Regions from separate parts of the Homo sapiens genome. Here all the other regions are linked to region 2. The links are chromatin loops, found by intact Hi-C in ENCODE. Cell type or tissue: PC-3. All regions are shown on one strand. Region 1 holds the start of AKAP5 (A-kinase anchoring protein 5). Region 2 has its middle 44 kb from the start of ESR2. Region 3 overlaps MTHFD1 (methylenetetrahydrofolate dehydrogenase, cyclohydrolase and formyltetrahydrofolate synthetase 1).

The links. Hi-C counts contacts between places; a loop is a spot of excess contacts. Peaks named below come from ENCODE experiments on the same cell type or tissue, not always from the same donor. Only the 100,000 strongest peaks of a DNase experiment are listed, where the experiment ranks them.
Region 1: a loop joins it to region 2, with 2.6 times the contacts of the local background. A loop is called at or near these places in 71 of 110 quality-filtered maps.
Region 3: a loop joins it to region 2, with 3 times the contacts of the local background. A loop is called at or near these places in 7 of 110 quality-filtered maps.

The regions. Positions count from the first base shown.
Region 1 is chr14:64,465,456-64,467,955 of GRCh38, forward strand. AKAP5 (A-kinase anchoring protein 5) reads left to right here and starts at 44. Exons shown (of 2, transcript NM_004857.3): 1 at 44-158. It also overlaps a transcript of ZBTB25 not described here. RefSeq lists silencers at 1-238, 249-318. In PC-3, no CTCF peak of the experiment used is centred here; no DNase peak of the experiment used is centred here; H3K4me3 peaks cover 1,169 bases.
Region 2 is chr14:64,336,679-64,339,178 of GRCh38, forward strand. It overlaps a transcript of ESR2 not described here. Among named protein-coding and RNA genes, the nearest start is that of ESR2, 44 kb to the left of the region's middle. RefSeq lists a silencer at 1,900-2,029 and enhancers at 2,190-2,239, 2,298-2,500, 2,480-2,500. In PC-3, a CTCF peak has its summit at 1,394; DNase peaks (open chromatin) are centred at 1,353 and 2,213; H3K4me3 peaks cover 2,395 bases; H3K27ac peaks cover 1,463 bases.
Region 3 is chr14:64,420,112-64,422,611 of GRCh38, forward strand. All of the region lies in intron 8 of MTHFD1 (methylenetetrahydrofolate dehydrogenase, cyclohydrolase and formyltetrahydrofolate synthetase 1), which reads left to right. Among named protein-coding and RNA genes, the nearest start is that of MTHFD1, 33 kb to the left of the region's middle. In PC-3, no CTCF peak of the experiment used is centred here; a DNase peak (open chromatin) is centred at 1,280; H3K27ac peaks cover 596 bases.

The DNA of each region.
Region 1 (2,500 bases), 130 kb after region 2:
GTCCCCGCGCGGTGGGGAGGGGGCGCACCCGGCGGCGGGCTCTGCAGAGGGCGCCTTGCTCCGGGTGCGACCGCGGCTCCCTGGAGGCCTGGGCGGCGGGCCCCGCGAGCGCGCCGCCACCTCGGGAGCAGTGTTGGCCAAGGACCCCGACGCCCTACGTAAGTAAAGGCAGGGCGGGGAGCCTGCGGGGGAGGAGGGTCGGGGGCAATGTCCGGTCCGCGGACCGCGGAGTGGGCAAGAGGTGCCCACTGGATACGGGGTATCCGAGCCCTCTGAGGTGCTGGGAGTAAGAACGCGGGAGGTCGCTTGTCCGCTGGAATCCGCGGCCAGGGCGACCCTCATCAGGTCTGCCCACCTATCCCCTTCGCGTTACAGCTTGTCTTAGAAGCATGGGTTGCCGGTGGCTTTTTTCCTTCTTTATCCCTCTTTGAGAAATGTGATTTTGGGTTTCTGGCCATTACATTATAATTCTGCAGACAGCCTGAAGCTGGGTTATCTGTTCCACGCCCCCGGCATTTTCCTTTTTGAGTACTTTATCCTGCGCTCTGTCTCCTGCCATAAGGGGCGTCAAGCCAGAATTCGAGATTCCTTCCTCCAGGAGGAAGCTTCGTGGTCCGTATCTGGTGCTGGGAAAGATGCATTGCTTTCCTCGGGTACTGGCTGCTCAAGGGAAAAAGGAAAGGGGGTGTTTTCTGTGACATGAGACTTGCAATTCCATCAGGAAATGAGCACAGGGACTTTAAGATTTCCTGAGGCGATAAAGCTACCCTTGCTGGTTAAGAGCGAATCATTTGCAGTCTGACATTCTGCAAAGTTTTATTGTCTACAGACTGCATTATTTTCCCTCGTTAGTTAAGTTTCTGTTTGGGTATTCGTTTTATTTCTAGTATGTGAGATACATTCAAGTGAGCTTCTCAAACGATTGTCTTTGCGCAATCCAGGTTAGTTTCCAATGACAGACTCCTAAACATCTCATTTCAATATTTCTATTATGTGGTAATACAGCCTCTGCTTAACAAAAATGCTCAGGTGCTGAAAACTCACAAGAGGTGAGAAGATTTAAACAGTTATCAGCTTAGGTTCTAGTGCTCACTGAAACATTGTGAGGAGAAACACTGTCAAATGTTCATATTTTAGTTCCGTCATTGTTCTAGAATGACTTTATCTTTCTGTTAGAGGCACACAGTATGAAACACCCAACCTAAGATAATATTTACTTAGATCATAAACTGATTTTCAGGGTTCCAGTTCCTTCTACAGTTCATAAAATTATGGGTTACCCAAATGAAACTTCAGTGAAGGATTTACATAAAAACAATATAAAGAATGAGTCCCTTTGCTTATTTTAGGGCATCCACCCACTAAAATTCATAGGATCTTTGTTGGATAATCACCTCCCATTTCCATTCTTTGGTGCCATCATACCATTCTAAGGATTAAATTTTCAATACACCTTTATATTATCTAAGTTTGCCAATTGCATAGTTTGCCAACTTATTTTTGGCTTTTAAATTAGTTCCTGAACCAAAAAAATAAAATATAAAGAATTTCAAAAGCTTGGTTTTCAAATGACAAGAACTCAGTCTACTCGTGGTTCAATTATGAGTTGATAAGTGCCTTATGGTTAAATGACCATTAATCAATTTTTTAATTTTTTTACTAATGAAACACTGCAGATTAGTATCCCCAAACAATTCATTTTCTGACGAAACTCTTAAAGCCCAGTTTCAGAACATAAGCTTTAAGCAACAAGCAATCTTGTGTTAATCTGAGCTCTGTTACAGCTCTGCCGTAATCTCAGCCAAATTGCTTCATCTGTACGTGGTGATACCACCATCTTTGTAATATTGTGGTGAGGATTAGAGATGTATGTAAAAGTGCATGCACTGCCTAATACCCAAGAATTGCTCAATAAATGTCAGCTATTACTACTCTTACTGACTTCCAACTATGTGCAGATTATGGTGGAAACATGTGATACAGCAGATACAGTACTTAAATGAAAATGTCAAAATTGTACAACTAATTTAAGAGTGGGAAATGACAGTAATGCTAAATTTTCCTAAGAATATGTATGAAAAATAGCACTTCCTTGATGGAACATACATTTTTAGAACAGAAACCTTATGTTATAATGGTAAAACTAGAGAGTCAAAGTCTCTAGTTCTAACTCTGGCTATGACCTTATCTAGTTGCATGGCTTTTGACAAGACAACTGCTCCCCTCTGGAGTTCAGTTTTGTCATCTGGCTGGATTTGAGTAATCTCAAATAATCTCTAAAGTCCTTTGCAGCTTTAAAATTATCTATTGAGTGTGATAAAGATTACATCAGCTTGCTTTTCATCCTGCACTTCATTTTTGGTTCTTGTTGTTTGCTTAACTTGCACTTTAGAGTCATAAGCAATTCACACAGACAACACAACTAAAGAACTGATAATATCAGACTTGCAGGGTAATCCAAAATGAAGTTTCAACAAGGAGGATAAAACAAAATAGAATC
Region 2 (2,500 bases):
TCCAATCTCATGAATTTAAATGCCATATCTCCACTTGGATGTCTAAGAGGCAAGGTATTTAAAAACATTTAAAGCCAAACTTATGATTGTACCCCCAAAACCTGGTCCTTCCAGTATCACCTTATTTCAATTCAGTAAATCACAACTCTATTTTTGCGCTTGCTCAAATCAAACCCTTGCTTTCTTTCTTATATCCTAACTTCCTCTCTTCATTCAGATTTTTCTCATCAGATTCTGCCTCCCACTGCCATTCCTTGCCCTTTTAATTTACCTATTAAAAAAATAGATGAATCTCTAAAACTATATATTTCTTTACTTGATCATTGTCCTCCCCACCAGAAGATGAGCTGAGGGCAGGAACAGTTCACTACGGTATCTGATTCAATAATATCTCTAGCACCTATAGCAGTGTTCTTGGCACAGAGTGGCACTCAATAATTATTTGCTCAGTAAATGAATGGCTTGTACTGTTCACACTCATCAGTACCATGGTTGAAAACCAAGCTGTTGAGGTAGCAAGGGTAACAAATTGAGAGATAAAGCATCTGGGTTTGGGGCCTAGCCCAGGCACAGGTATGCAGCTGTAGGCAACTTATCCTTCAAAGTCGATTTCATCATCTGTAAAATGGGGTTTATGCATTTCCTCAGCATAAAAACCAGTTGAAATGGTCAATATCTACTTGGTATTACAAGACACAAAAGTTTCACTCCCTACAACTTACCAGGAATATTTGCTTCAATTCCCTTCTTAATTTCACTTGCTCAGGTATAAAACAACTTAAGTGGACATTTTCAGAAGCTCTTATATTACACTGTACCTCTAAAATATCCGCTTGTGCAAACTTTGAGAACTGTAAAAGCAATTACCAGAAAAAAAAAATCACGATTCCTTAATTCTATTATGCTGATGGTTGCACCACTCTGTAAATATGCTAAAAATCATTGAATCCATTAAAATGGGTGAACGTTATGGTATGTACATTATACTTGATAAAACTGTTAATCAAACAAAAAAGAGATTATCTAATTCCATATGTGGGACTACTATAAAATATCCTCAGAATATAGGAATAAGAAAAAAATACTAAAAGCCCCCCAAATTTTTTTAAAAGTCTGTTTTACATGAGCTCTGCCAGTAGTTGAAACAGGCCACCGTCAGAAACGGCTTGTAAAAGAAACCCGGTATCTGGTCAAGTCCTAAGTGACCTGAACCACGCACCTTCAGAACCATATTGGGATGACTGTAACCTGAGCGCGGTTCCTCCAGCAGAGCAAGCACATTCATCGGACTCAGTAACTCAAGGGGCCAGTCCTCTCCAGCATCCCAGCTGCCGCCGCCCTGTCAGGCTTCCCAGGCAATCGCCCATCTTATTCCTTCTCCAGTGTGGACGCCTACGAGGAGGGAGCGTCCCCTCTCGACAGTTAACTGGCATCTAGCTTATGAAGCCCGCGTGGATTCTCCAACCCCAGACCTGCTGGGGGGTGGGGACGTGCGGGTGACAAAATCCAGACTACGACCCTCCCTGAGCCCTGGCAACCCCGGGGTGACCCCAACACAGAGGGGGCCACGCGCGCTCCAGCTCTGACACTCCTTCCAGCTCGGCAGGGCCTGAAACAGGGGGCTGCGCTTCACCCACTGCTGAGCGTCAGATTCAGCTGAGGAGATTCTAAAAGCGCGGTGCTGGGCCCAGACCCAGGCACTCCAGAGCAGAACGCGGAGGGGCCCGACCCCAGTCTGGCGGCGCAGGTGTGTGACAAAGTCGGAAGGCGCGCCAAGCTCTCCAGTTCCACATCTGCTGTAGAGTCCAGCGCCCGCCACGCTCCCGCGCAGGGACCCGCCCATTACTGCCTGGAAGCCGGGCGCCCTCACACTTCTGCACCGCGTCCCCAGAGCTGAGGAGCATCCGGGAGACTCGCCGCCCGAACCCGCGAAACTGTCCTCCCTCCCGCGAGGCCGCCCCGTCCCCCTCCCCGCAGACCGCCCCCCCTCCCCGCAGACCGCCCCGTCCACCCCCCGCGAGGCCGCCCCGTCCGCCCCCCCACCCGGCTCCTCTCCCTGATTGGCTCGAATCGGGCGGGTTCCGGCGTGGGTTTCAGCCCCTCTTCAGGCGGGTTTCTAGCCACATGCAAAGGTGCTTTCTGGCCCGGCTCTTTTCACCCGCCAATCATCCCCTTCAGCCAGTCATCACCGACTTCCTCCACGTTTTCCTTGTCCTCTCCGGCCGGCAGTGTAGCAGCAGCAACTCCCTACGTTGAAGTCGTCTCCCTCCGTCCCCGCCCTTACTTCCTTTTCCCTTAAGGACCTCGCGCGCGCTTCCATATTCAGAGGGGCGCAGGCGCGGTAGCGCGGCCTCCCGAGCTGTTGTAAGCACCAGGTTGCGGTGGAACGTGCACCTTCAGTTGGGCTGCACGGAAAAGTGGTCTCCGCATAAACAGTTGCACTTGCCCCTAGGGAATGTTGGACCACAGGAGGGGACCTGAAGTACGATGTACAGGCCCT
Region 3 (2,500 bases), 83 kb after region 2:
GGTGCCAGAGCCTTTGATTTTCATCATGTGCTGTACAGCTTCCAAGATGACTTTGTCCAGGGAGAAAGTGAGAGGGAGGGCAGGAGGGATATATCACTTTATCTTCATGTAGAGATCACCCTTTATTTTAGCAAAGTTGATGGATGGATTTAAAATACAGTATAATTATTGCAAAGTGCTATGAGAGTCCAGAAGAGGGACTCATTCTGCCAAGAGGAGGGCTTTACAAAGAAGATATTTGACCTGGGTTTTTTTCTAGGCTGAGAGGATAAATCTAGCCTTTTAATCATGTCCAAAACTGTACTCGGCATCCTCATCCCCAAGTTACCCCTTACTCCCGTCTTTTGGTTAGTATCACCATTCTTCCTTCCCGCAAGTCTGAAGCCTTTTAGTTTCCCTCCCAAGCATTCCCTATATTGGACCAGTCTCTAAATATTAGGAATTGTTTTCTCTCTCCTCTGTTCTGAGTGTCACCACTGAGTGTTACCTTCTCAGCTGATGGGCTGTGATAACTTCCTTGCAGGTGTCCCTCCCTCCAGCTGCTTCCCACTCAGATCTATCCCCGTGCTCTCGCCTTGCCACGTTCACCTTCTGGCATGGAACTCTGAGCCTCTTCCTTCTTACTTGCCAGACTCCTTAGCCTCACACTAATTTCAGTGACCTCTGCAGCCTGTGATCTCACTTGCGCATGGTGAATACCTGTCTTCAACTTGTAAAGTGGACCACTTTCCCTTCCCTGCGCATGCCTCGTTTGCCCTTTGTAGTTCCCTCACCTGCATTCTTAGTGGAGTGGGCTACTCTTTCAAACAGAAAACTTCACAGAACAATAGGGCAAAACTTGCGTACGTCCTCATAGATCCAAGAAAGGAACAATCTTTAACGGAGCAACTACTGTGTATCCAGCACAATGCCAGGCCTTGGGCTACACAACTGAATAAGGTTCAACTTCACCTTCACCTTCAGCTGCTTCCTCCCCATCTCCTCTCTGTCATGTCTGTTATTCCTTCCAAACCTTGTTTGATTTCCCCTTATCAAGGGATGATCTTTCCTTCTCTCCCTCCCTCCTCTCCCATAGAACATGTGTATTGTATCTTTTGTTGCATGTGTCTCATGTACGGCGTCCTGTGCTCTCCTGCCTAGATAGCTCCTCAAGGGCAGTGGTCACTGTGGCGCCACATCCAGCTTCCTGCCATCTGACCACTGGCACTCATATCTATTGAATTGTCGAAGGGAGTTATAGCTGGAAGTCTTTTTTCTCCCTTCCCATCTCAAGTTTCAGATGTAGACGCTGAGCTGCCAGGAACATTAGTCACTGTCAAGCCTTCACCGTTTTTAACCTCCCTCCCACTCTCCCTACCGTGCTTTTAAGACAGTAGCTCATAATTGATCACTCATTTTCTTGTAGTGTAATTATCTAACAGGCGATAAAGAAATTGCTCTCCTACAACTCCTCACTTTGAATACTTGCGATATGACATTCAAGCTCAGTCTTTTTATTTATTTATTTTTTTAATTTTTTTTTTTTTTCTTGAGACGGAGTCTCGCTCTGTTGCCCAGGCTGGAGTGCTGTGGCGCGATCTCGGCTCACTGCAAGCTCCGCCTTGCGGGTTCATGCCATTCTCCCGCCTCCGCCTCCCGAGTAGCTGGGACTACAGGCGCCCGCCACCACGCCCGGCTAATTTTTTTTGTATTTTTAGTAGAGACGGGGTTTCACCATGTTAGCCAGGATGGTCTCGATCTCCTGACCTCGTGATCCGCCCACCTTTGCCTCCCAAAGTGCTGGGATTACAGGCGTGAGCCACCGCACCCAGCAAGCTCAGTCTTTTTAAAACCTCGCATCTTCTGTATCATATTTCTGCTTTTGGCATTTTTTTTTTGGATTACATGTGAGAAATGGAGAAGAAAAACCTGAGTGGGGATCTTGAGTGTTGCAGATAGGTAGGAAATGTTGACTTAAACATGAAACTTGCCATCCTTTTCACATTGATTCCTTATGTAGACAATAAAATATGAATAAAATCAAAGCAGTATCTTCCCTTCTGGTCAACAGTGTTTTTACTGATCTTGGGCATATAGGCAAATTAATGCTGATACAGCTGGATGTTATTGTGTTCCCCAAAGGATGGCAGAATCACTCAGTTACAGACCAGCAAATGGGCTGCAGGACCTAAAGACTGATATTTGCAAATGTTCACTTTAGAAGCAAACTTTTCTACCACCGAGCTACTTCTTGGTTCATATTTTGATTATTTAAATAGTTTGCATGGTCCACTCAGGGATAACATTGTAAGTCACTTGCCAAATTAAGAATGAATCAAGGTGTGTATACCTTTTACAAAGAAGTAATATTTTTAAAGATTCAAGTGCAGGGCAGAAAGTATTGGCCAGAGAAACACATAAAAGTGCTCTTCCTGCTTGGCTTACTAAAGATAAATTGAGAAGGGCCAGATCAATAGTGTTTTATTTGGAAGGGTTAAAAAGTGGGAACAGATTCCCCACC